Linked DNA regions of Homo sapiens: region 1 is linked to region 2. A link is a loop called in an ENCODE intact Hi-C map of the cell type or tissue named here. Cell type or tissue: heart left ventricle. All regions are shown on one strand. Each heading gives the region's core, and the rest is flanking DNA. Links, peaks and the distances in the headings are about the cores only.

Region 1 (4,388 bases), core at 194-4,193, 55 kb after region 2:
GGTTTCTCCATGTTGGCCAGTCTGGTCTCGAACTCCTGGCTTCAAGTGATCTGCTCTCCTCAGCCTCCCAAAGTGCTGGGATTACAGGCGTAAGCCATTGCACCCGGCCTCATTCAGTATTTATCCAAGTGCCTCTATGTGCCATCTACAATATTGTTACAAATAAGACCACCCAGCTCAGGTCAGGGTTTCTAAAACATCCTCTTTCATGAGAAGAATAGCTGAGACATGTGTAGGCTGACCAGTGAGCTGGGTCTTTGTCCTTGGCTGGTCCGTGCTTGGGGAGTGAGGATTGCAGAAGAAGAGGCAGGAGAAGCTGATGCTTGGCTTCTGTTCCCCTTTACCTTATTTCTCCTTCACCCTCTTTTCTCCCCACCTCTCCTTTGCGCCCCAAGTTCTTTCTCCTAAATATCTCTGAAATCCGTCCTCCCACTCCAGCCCCCCGCCACATCCTGCTCAGGGCCTGCCTTGTCTCTTGCTTGGACCAAGGCAACAGCATCCCACAGAGCCTCCTGACTGAGGCTCTTCCCCTCCTCTCCTCTCTCTATAATGCCGTCAGAGAATCCTGTTGGAAAAAAACCCCTGGGGAGTCAAGCATTCTGCTTACAATCCTTTCGCCACCCCACAACTTATCCCTTGCTTGATATTCCAACCCCCTTGGGAACCTTTCTTCCATCCCTTCTGGCACCCCAGGCCAGCTCCTGCGCTGGCTCCAACGGTGTACGTGCCACCCTTAGGTCCCCACAGTAAGCTCTGCACATTTCCACTCTGGCTTCTTGTACCTCTTCACATGAGGTGCCCTGCCTGGGAGCCCTGTTCATCCCTGCCTGGAATTTTTACTTTCCTCTAAGACTGTTCCAAGTCACCTCCTCCAAGGAGCCTTCCCTGACCAGCTAAAACATAGTCATGGATATTTTGTCATGTGCCCTAATAAAGCTTCCTTAAACATGACTTTCACTCTACACATGAATTTCACTGTACTGTGATTATTACTTTGTGTCCCCCAATTTGACTTTGAACCCTGCATGGGCAGAGATAGAATTTTATTTATCTCTGTGTCCTCAGCCCCTAAATAGGGCCCAACATTCATTGATCCACTTTCTCCTTCATTCTTGTTGACTTGATTCTCTGCCTGGACTGTGTTAATCGCCAGGGGATACAAACAATGACAGGGTGCACCCACAGCCTCATGGACATGACAGAGGACCAAATGTGGGATTGGAGAGTGGTGTGACGAGAGCCAGGATCGCAGGGAGCCTGGGGAGCCCCGGGCCATTCTGGTGGGGCAGGAGGCTGAGCTCCTCCTGGGGCACCAGGCCCTCCATGCCACACACCTGCAGAGCTCTGGGCAGGCACTTGGCTGAAAGCATTATCCTTCCTTTCAGAGGGAAGTTTCAGCAGGGCAAGGCCTGTATTGCTGATCTCTGCTGTTTACAGAGATCTCAGTCTCTCCTGGGGCTGAGGGGCATTGGTGCAGTGGAGCTGCGACCTGAGCCGGGTCCTGGCTCTTAGGTAGAGTCCTGAGACTTTCATACGTCCTTTCCACACAGGGGGTCTCACGCACAGACCTTATCCTGGAGGGTCACGGCTTTTTTCACAGAGATGGACGTTGAGAGATAAGCGCCCCAGGAACTACACAATTACAGTTGGGAGAAATATGGTGAAGAAAAACACCGGGGCCAGGACATCTTGTGTGACAAGGAGGCCTCCCAGGAGAGTGAATCGATGTGACAATGTGTCCTTCAAGCCTGGGTCCAACTCCCATGTGGGGAGTGGCTGCCTTGGTTCCCAAGCCGATCATCCTGCAGGCAACCCCTCTGACCACAAGGGGGCCTGCTGGAGCCTGGCCTGGCCCAGCCCTTCCCGCCCAGAAACACCTCCCGGTCTGGTCCCTGCTGTTGGTGACTCAAGGAGCCAACACCTGTCTCCAGAGGTCAAGGCCACCTTGAGGGTATAGGGTGCCCGGGCACTCCACACACGGGGCGTGGAGGGAGTCTCCCGGCCGGGCCAGCCCCGGCTTCCTCTCAGTGGAACCTCTGCTGCGTGGGAGCCCTCGCGGGCTGGCTGGACCGACCCAGCCTCTGCCCCTGGCTTCCGCTTCTACCCCACTTCGCTTCTTTCCCCCAGGGTTGCCAGAGAGCTGCTGCCAGTTTTCCCAGCACATTGCTCACAGGAAATTAGGGTCTAAAGGTGCAAGGTGAGAGAGAAAAGCCATACATGGAATAACTGAAACTACTGGGGGCTGCATTTCCAGCTCCACTCGCCCTGTGCGAAAGCACTGAGACCCCACCTTCCTCGCAGGCTCCTGCGACCGCCCTCTCCAGTGCTGAGGGTGCAGTTCCACCACGGGCCATGAGGGGCTGCTTGCCCGGAGCTCCTGGAGGGGGCCCGCGGGCCTGGCTCAGCTGGAAGAGGACAGAACACAGCAGGTTCCATCCGAAGCTTTACCTGTTGGCAGAGTGGGTGGTGTGTGCTTTGAGAAACATGGAGCAGGCTCAACAGAACCAAAGTCTCTTCCTCTCCAAGATTCAATCATACCTAAAGCTCTGCTGCTGGAAACTCATCAGCCAGGCTGTGTCCTCTCTGCAAGGCACTCTTTACAAACCGCTATAGAGGCTGCCTTTCTTTGCTGCTTTGCAGCGTAGGAAGTGCTTCTGGTACACACCTGATGGTCTCCCCGTGACACTTCTGGAGGGTAGGCATTCATGAGATGATTTTCTTTTGGCTGATGAGGGACTCGAGGACTGGCACCCAATTCCAGGTTGCCCACTTCTCTGTTTGATGTCCACTCCGTTACGTGGTGGCCAGTACCACTCAGGCGCGTAGATGTGAATGAATCTGCCTGATGACTGGACTCCATGGCAGCAAAGCAGGGCAGCCCGGCAGTGTTAGGGAAGTGGTGAGTAATCCCTCAGGGGAAGGGAGAGCCAAGGCTCTGAAGATGGGATGCCCACAGAGGAAGGAACCCCAGGCACGAGGGCAGACTTCCCTGCGTGCCAGGCAGAGCCTGCATTCTTGGGGGTGTGTGTGTGTGAGTTTTCACTCCTGTTAGTTCTTGGAGTTGACAACCAGCAATCACGTTTTGAATGGCCTCCTGGCCACGGACAGTGAACTGTGGGGTGTGTGTTCAGCGCTCTGTGCTGTTGCTGTTGTGGGAACAACACCCAGAGCTCCATCGGGCCAGGATGTCCAGCTCTGTCTCTCTCAGCTACAGAGACCAGGAGCTGTTTTCTGCTCACTTGGCACCTCTCTGAACTGTGACGCCACCTCCTGGCCGGGACTGGCTCCCCCCTGGGCTGTAGGGTGTTTCTATGACCTCTTATGCAGGATTGGGAGTAGATGCTGCTCTCAGTTCCTGCCGTGGAGGTCAGCGTGACCAAGCTCCGGGCCAGGCACTGCAGCCTTGCTGTGGCAGCTCAGCATAGACGCACCTCCGCGTGGGCAGCTGTGCTGGGTGCTGTTAAATCTCCTGCATGATCTCTGCCCTGCCCTCCAGGAGTTTCCAATGTCAAGCGTCTTAGTTAGATTATTGTTCCTCCCTGGGCCTCTCTCCCTCTGACTACAGTTGCTATTTATTATCACAATAAGGTCGTGTGATTCTCTTTATTTGGGGTGGGGATAAGAATACTGAACCAGAGCGGGGTCATATACTTAAATGGAGCCCCATACCTGCCACTAATTGGCTATGTGTTCTTGGGCGAGTTATGTGGCCTCCCTGAGTCTCAGCTTTCTCATCTGTGAAATGGGGAAGATAACACTACTCCTAAAGATTGTTCTGAGGCTGTAGTGAGAAAATGCATGCGAAAGCATTTTGAGAGCCACAGAAAGCAGTGGGAGCGAGGGGAGATGCTACTATTCTTAGTGAGGAGGCAAGCAGAATGGCCCAGGGGACTGATCGGCTGTCCCCCCCTTTTCTCCACTGTCCCTTTCCAGCACCTCCTCCCAGGGCCCTTGACACATGCCCATTCTGTGTCCCAAGTGGGCCTGCTCTCCATGCTGTGAAGTTTTTTTTTTTTTTTTTTTTTTTTTTGGAGACGGAGTCTTGCTCTGTTGCCCAGGCTGGAGTGCAGTGGCGCAACCTCGGCTCACTGCAAGCTCCGCCTCCCGGGTTCACGCCATTCTCCTGCCTCAGCCTCTCGAGAAGCTGGGACTACAGGCGCCCCCCACCACACCCGGCTAATTTTTTTATATTTTTAGTGGAGACGGGATTTCACCGTGTTAGCCAGGATGGTCTCGATCTCCTGACCTCGTGATCCACCTGCCTTGGCCTCCGAAAGTGCTGGGATTACAGGCGTGAGCCACCGCGCCTGGCCTTACACTGTGAACTTTCTTTCTCTTCCCTTCCCCTTCCCCTTCCTCTTCCCCTTCCCCTTCCCCTTTCCTTCCCC
Region 2 (4,388 bases), core at 268-4,267:
ATCCATACAATGAAATACTACTCAGCAGTAGAAAGGAATGAACTGTTTACACATGCAGCAGCTGAGCACTTTCCAAGGCATGATGCTGGGGGATGGGGAAGGAAGTAGTCTCAGAAGTTTACGTGCTGTATTTCTCATTTTTGAGAAGATAAAATACTGATGGAGGATAGATCTGTGGTTGCCAGGAGTTACGAATGGGAGAGGCTGTGATTATAAAGGGAAAACATGAGGGAGTTTTTAGGGGTGTGATGGCACTATTTTGAATCCTGATTGTGGCAGTGCTTATGTGAATCTATACATATGTAAAAATTATAGAACTGTACACTAAAAAAAAATGTGTGTGTGTGTGTGTGTGTATATATATATATATATATATATTTTTTTAGATAGGATCTCATTCTGTTATCCAAGCTGGAGTGCGGTGGCACAATCATGGCTCCCTATAGCTTCAAACTCCTGGGCTCAGGTGATTCTCCCACCCTCAGCCTGCTGAATAACTGGGACTACAGGCATGTGCCACCGTGCCTGGCTAATTTTTTGTATTTTGTAGAGATGGGGTTTCGCCATGTTGCCTAAGCTGGTCTCAAACTCGTGGGCTCAAGCGATCCACCTGTCTCAGCCTCCAAAGTGTGTGAGCCACTGTGCCTGGCCTGTGTGATGATTTAAAGAATAAAATTAATAAAATTATAGATGATGAACATTGGATTCTGATATGGGCCTCCAGTTCCTCCTTGCTAAGGTGAGGCTGATGATTTGCAATCTGTGCAGCCATTATCAAAATGCTGACCCAGTCTTGCACCTCTATTCTGAGGCTTATGTATTTTGATCTGCTTTCTTGCTTTAGACCCATTATGACTGAAAAGACTTCTTAAATTTTGCTTTTCCATTCCAGAAATGACTGATTCCAACCTTTCTCCCCAGCTGCTCAGCATGGGCCTCCAGCTGTGCTCTGCACACTCTGATAGCGGAGAGCTTGTACTCACCCCCCATGTTTGAAATATAATTTGCATACAGTATAATGCATAGATCTGAAATATATAATTCAATGAGCTTTGGCAAATATATACAGTTGTGTGTTCATACATGTTTTACAACTGGCTCTCTGGTGGGATAAAAAAGCCCTGCTTTGTAGTGTTTGCCAATTTCTGGAGTATAAATATTTCCACCACGGTGGATTCCAAGCTATCAATGTGATGCTGACTGGCTTGCAAACATCCTGAAAAATTAACAGTCCACTCTCTTGATGGTGCCAGCAGGCTTCAGCACACCACTGCCTGTACATAACTGTGCAACCAGCACCTAGATCAACATTCAGGACATGCCCATCACCCCATAAGTTGCCTAGTGCCCCTCCGCAGTCAATCCCCACCCCTATCCTGTGTGGACAACGATTCTGATTTCTATCTCCATCATTTAGGTTTTCATATTCTAGAACTTCATGCAAATACAGTATATTTTTGGCCTGACTTTCTATTTTTGCCTCAGATTTGAGAGTCCCTCCTGCGGTGTTTATCTGGTTGTTTGTCTTTTTCATTGCCCAGTAATGTTTCATTGTATGGATGTACTATCATTGATTCTCCTGTTAATTGGCATTTGGGTTGTTCAAAGTTTTGGGATTTTCTGAGTAATCTTGAAAGTACTTGAGAGGCTGTAAAAAAGAGGTTCTAATATTCCTGGCAAAACTTTCTGCTGGGAAGAGGAAATAGATCCTGAAGCTTCAGATTTTACTGGCGATAATGAAAGAGCATCTTTGAAAGTGTCTAGCATGTGGCAGACATTCAATAAATGTTAGTGGAGTCTCACTTTGGCAGAATTCTGCTTCTAGGATCTGTGCCCAGAAATAGATCGTCTTTTACAGAAAGGTCAGAATCAACCATTGTAGAGAAAATTTAAAAATACCTCAGAGAGATTCCATCTTCTCATTTGATAAATCCATTTCAGGAATATTTCACGATTCTAACAATTAGAAAAATGTCTATGTGATATTTTTATGTTATACTTTAAAGCCTACCTGTTATACATATTATCTGATTTACTTCATACACATTTAATTTTCATTTTATGCACATTATTTTATTTAACTTTTGCTACAATGCTGCAAGGTAAATGTACTTCTACTTTACAGATAAGGACAAATGAGGCTCAGAAATGCTAAGTAACTTTCCTAGCTCACGGAGCTAGTGAGAATTTGATTGCAGTTGCCTGACTCCAAAATGCATGCGTTTTCCTCTGCAACGTGCGGCCCCACCATGTTCACACCTCACTACAGACAGGAAGCACATGTTATTCAGATAATCGCTACCCATTTTCCTTTCATCCTCGTTTTTCCAGCGAGCAAAACATCTTGTACAGTCAGTTTCTTTTTTCATTTCAAAAGTACACTTTGAATAGGCTCAGGACGGCCTGATTTAAGCAAGCAGAAGGAAAAATCCTTACAAAATCTGTGTGGGCCAATCAGCAATGTGACAGAACGTTCGGCAGATGGCGCTGTTTCCACACGAGCGTAACGGCGGCCACAAGCGTTCTGCCGCCAGGGGGCGCCGCGTTCCGCCGGAGAAGCGTGGCTCCCGGGCGCGCGGCCGCCGCCTGCCCAGCACCGGCGCAGGGCCCACGCCTCCGTCGCGGTGCGTCCTTTCCCTCCAGGTGGGACGCTGCAGGCCCAGCCGCTCCCTGTGCCTCCAGACAGCCAGGGCTCTCACGTGGATAGGCTGCTGGACCAAGCTCAGTCCAGGAGGCCGGCTTCAACAGCTTCTGCTCAGCTCTCCCGGGCAGCACAGGACTGTGCAGAGCCTCCCCTAAACCTCATTCTTTTCATGGGCAAAGGGAAGCACAGCAGCGTTTGCCTGTTCTTGCCAAGTTAGCACCGAGGAAGTTTCATCAGGGAGGGGCAGGGGCCTCAGAACAGGGAGGCCGCAGGGCGGCCTCGGCAGAAGGTGAGTGCTGGCAGCCCGTGGCCCGAGACGTTAAGCACTGCGGGGAGAAAAGGAGAAAGAAGCTCCTCGAACTTTAGGCCCACTCCGGTGTGTGAGGAGCCCGGCCGAGAGCTGAGAGCAGCCTGGTCTTCCCTTCTCGGTGAGGCTTGCGCACTTGCCTCCCTTGCTGCTTCCAGAGTCATAGCCCCGGCCAGTCCTCCAAGGGCCCGCGTTCCACCATGGCCAGACATTCCCTTTGAGAGTCTGCAAAGCTTGTTTTCTCTCGGAGAATTCTAGGCAATGCAGGTCAAAGAAAGGATTTTGAATCAAGTCCTCGGCTACGTCAGATGGAAGTGCTTACAAGAGCTGCATTAATGGAATAATTCTTTTACTCCATGATCTGACTCCTGTCTACGTCTTTAATATTTTATTTTATTTTCATTTTTTTTTAGAGTCAGAGTCTCTCTCTGTCGCCCAGGCTGGAGTGCAGTGGCACAATCACTGCGCACTGTAGCCTTAACCTCCTGCGCTCAAGCAATCCTCCCACCTCAGCCTCCTGAGTGGCTGGGACCACAGGTGTGCCACCACATCCATGTCCAGTGTTCATTCTCACTATTTTCCCCGACGCCTGCTGTTGCTTTTTTATACTACTTGCAGTTCCTCGCAATGTTGCAGAAGCACTGCCTCCTCCGTGATGGCCTTTGGGTTCGTCTAACTCTTCCTTCATGGTTTGTCCCCTTTATAGAATCAATAGCGCCTATCCCAGAAATCCAAAATTTTCACTGCACTTGAGACTATTTACTTATCCATCTCTGTCTTCTGGGCTGTCATCTCATTGAGTTCATATTCACCTTTGAATCTCCAGCATGCAGCCTGAGGACTGGAGGTCGCACTTAGTAGGTGTTCACTGAGTGAATAAAGGAAGGATAAAAACACTCTTCACTTTGCATTTAGGGAAAAAATAGATAATACAGAGATTTCCATCAAAACCAAACCAAGCCAATGTCTCTTGGAACCACACTGACAGTTTATGCCTTGGACAACTGGTGTGATGGTTTATGGTTTCTTCATTGTTGCTATGTATGTCTGTGAACGTATTTGTCTTTTAAATTACTTACTGGAGCAAGAAGTTCACTTTTACTTCATAAGGTAGATCCTTGAAACAGTCACTACTTTTAAAATAAAGTCTTCCCCTGTCCTCCTTGAAAGGTTCTTCTCGGGCTGCGTGTTGCAAGATCCTTCCTTGCAAGGCAGTCGATGCTGTCTTATCCCCTCCCCTGGAGCAGAACTGGGGTTACCTCTGGTAGCTTTGGACGTGGCCATCCAGGGTTGGTTTTGTAGAGATGAGACTCAGAGACATCAAATAATCTTTCCTTTACTCAGCATTGGAAGATTTCAAAGAAAGTATGTGCAGGAGGCAGAAGGTGGGGTCAGGATTGTTTAAATTTGGGGAGCTGCTTTTCTAGGGCAGTGAGA

The links. A loop is a pair of places that touch in the nucleus more often than their neighbours do. Peaks named below come from ENCODE experiments on the same cell type or tissue, not always from the same donor. Only the 100,000 strongest peaks of a DNase experiment are listed, where the experiment ranks them.
Region 1: it touches region 2 in a loop (5-fold over the local background); 15 of 110 quality-filtered maps call a loop at or near these places.

The regions. Positions count from the first base shown.
Region 1 is chr11:129,693,682-129,698,069 of GRCh38, reverse strand. No RefSeq gene overlaps it. Among named protein-coding and RNA genes, the nearest start is that of LINC01395, 79 kb to the right of the region's middle. In heart left ventricle, for the core only: CTCF peaks have their summits at 1,602, 1,802 (motif pointing right) and 2,410; DNase peaks (open chromatin) are centred at 1,899, 2,349 and 3,037; H3K4me3 peaks cover 632 bases; H3K27me3 peaks cover 2,862 bases.
Region 2 is chr11:129,749,135-129,753,522 of GRCh38, reverse strand. No RefSeq gene overlaps it. Among named protein-coding and RNA genes, the nearest start is that of TMEM45B, 65 kb to the left of the region's middle. RefSeq lists a silencer at 2,591-2,690 and enhancers at 2,478-2,977, 2,978-3,479. In heart left ventricle, for the core only: a CTCF peak has its summit at 2,493 (motif pointing right); a DNase peak (open chromatin) is centred at 2,532; H3K4me3 peaks cover 442 bases; H3K27me3 peaks cover 1,762 bases.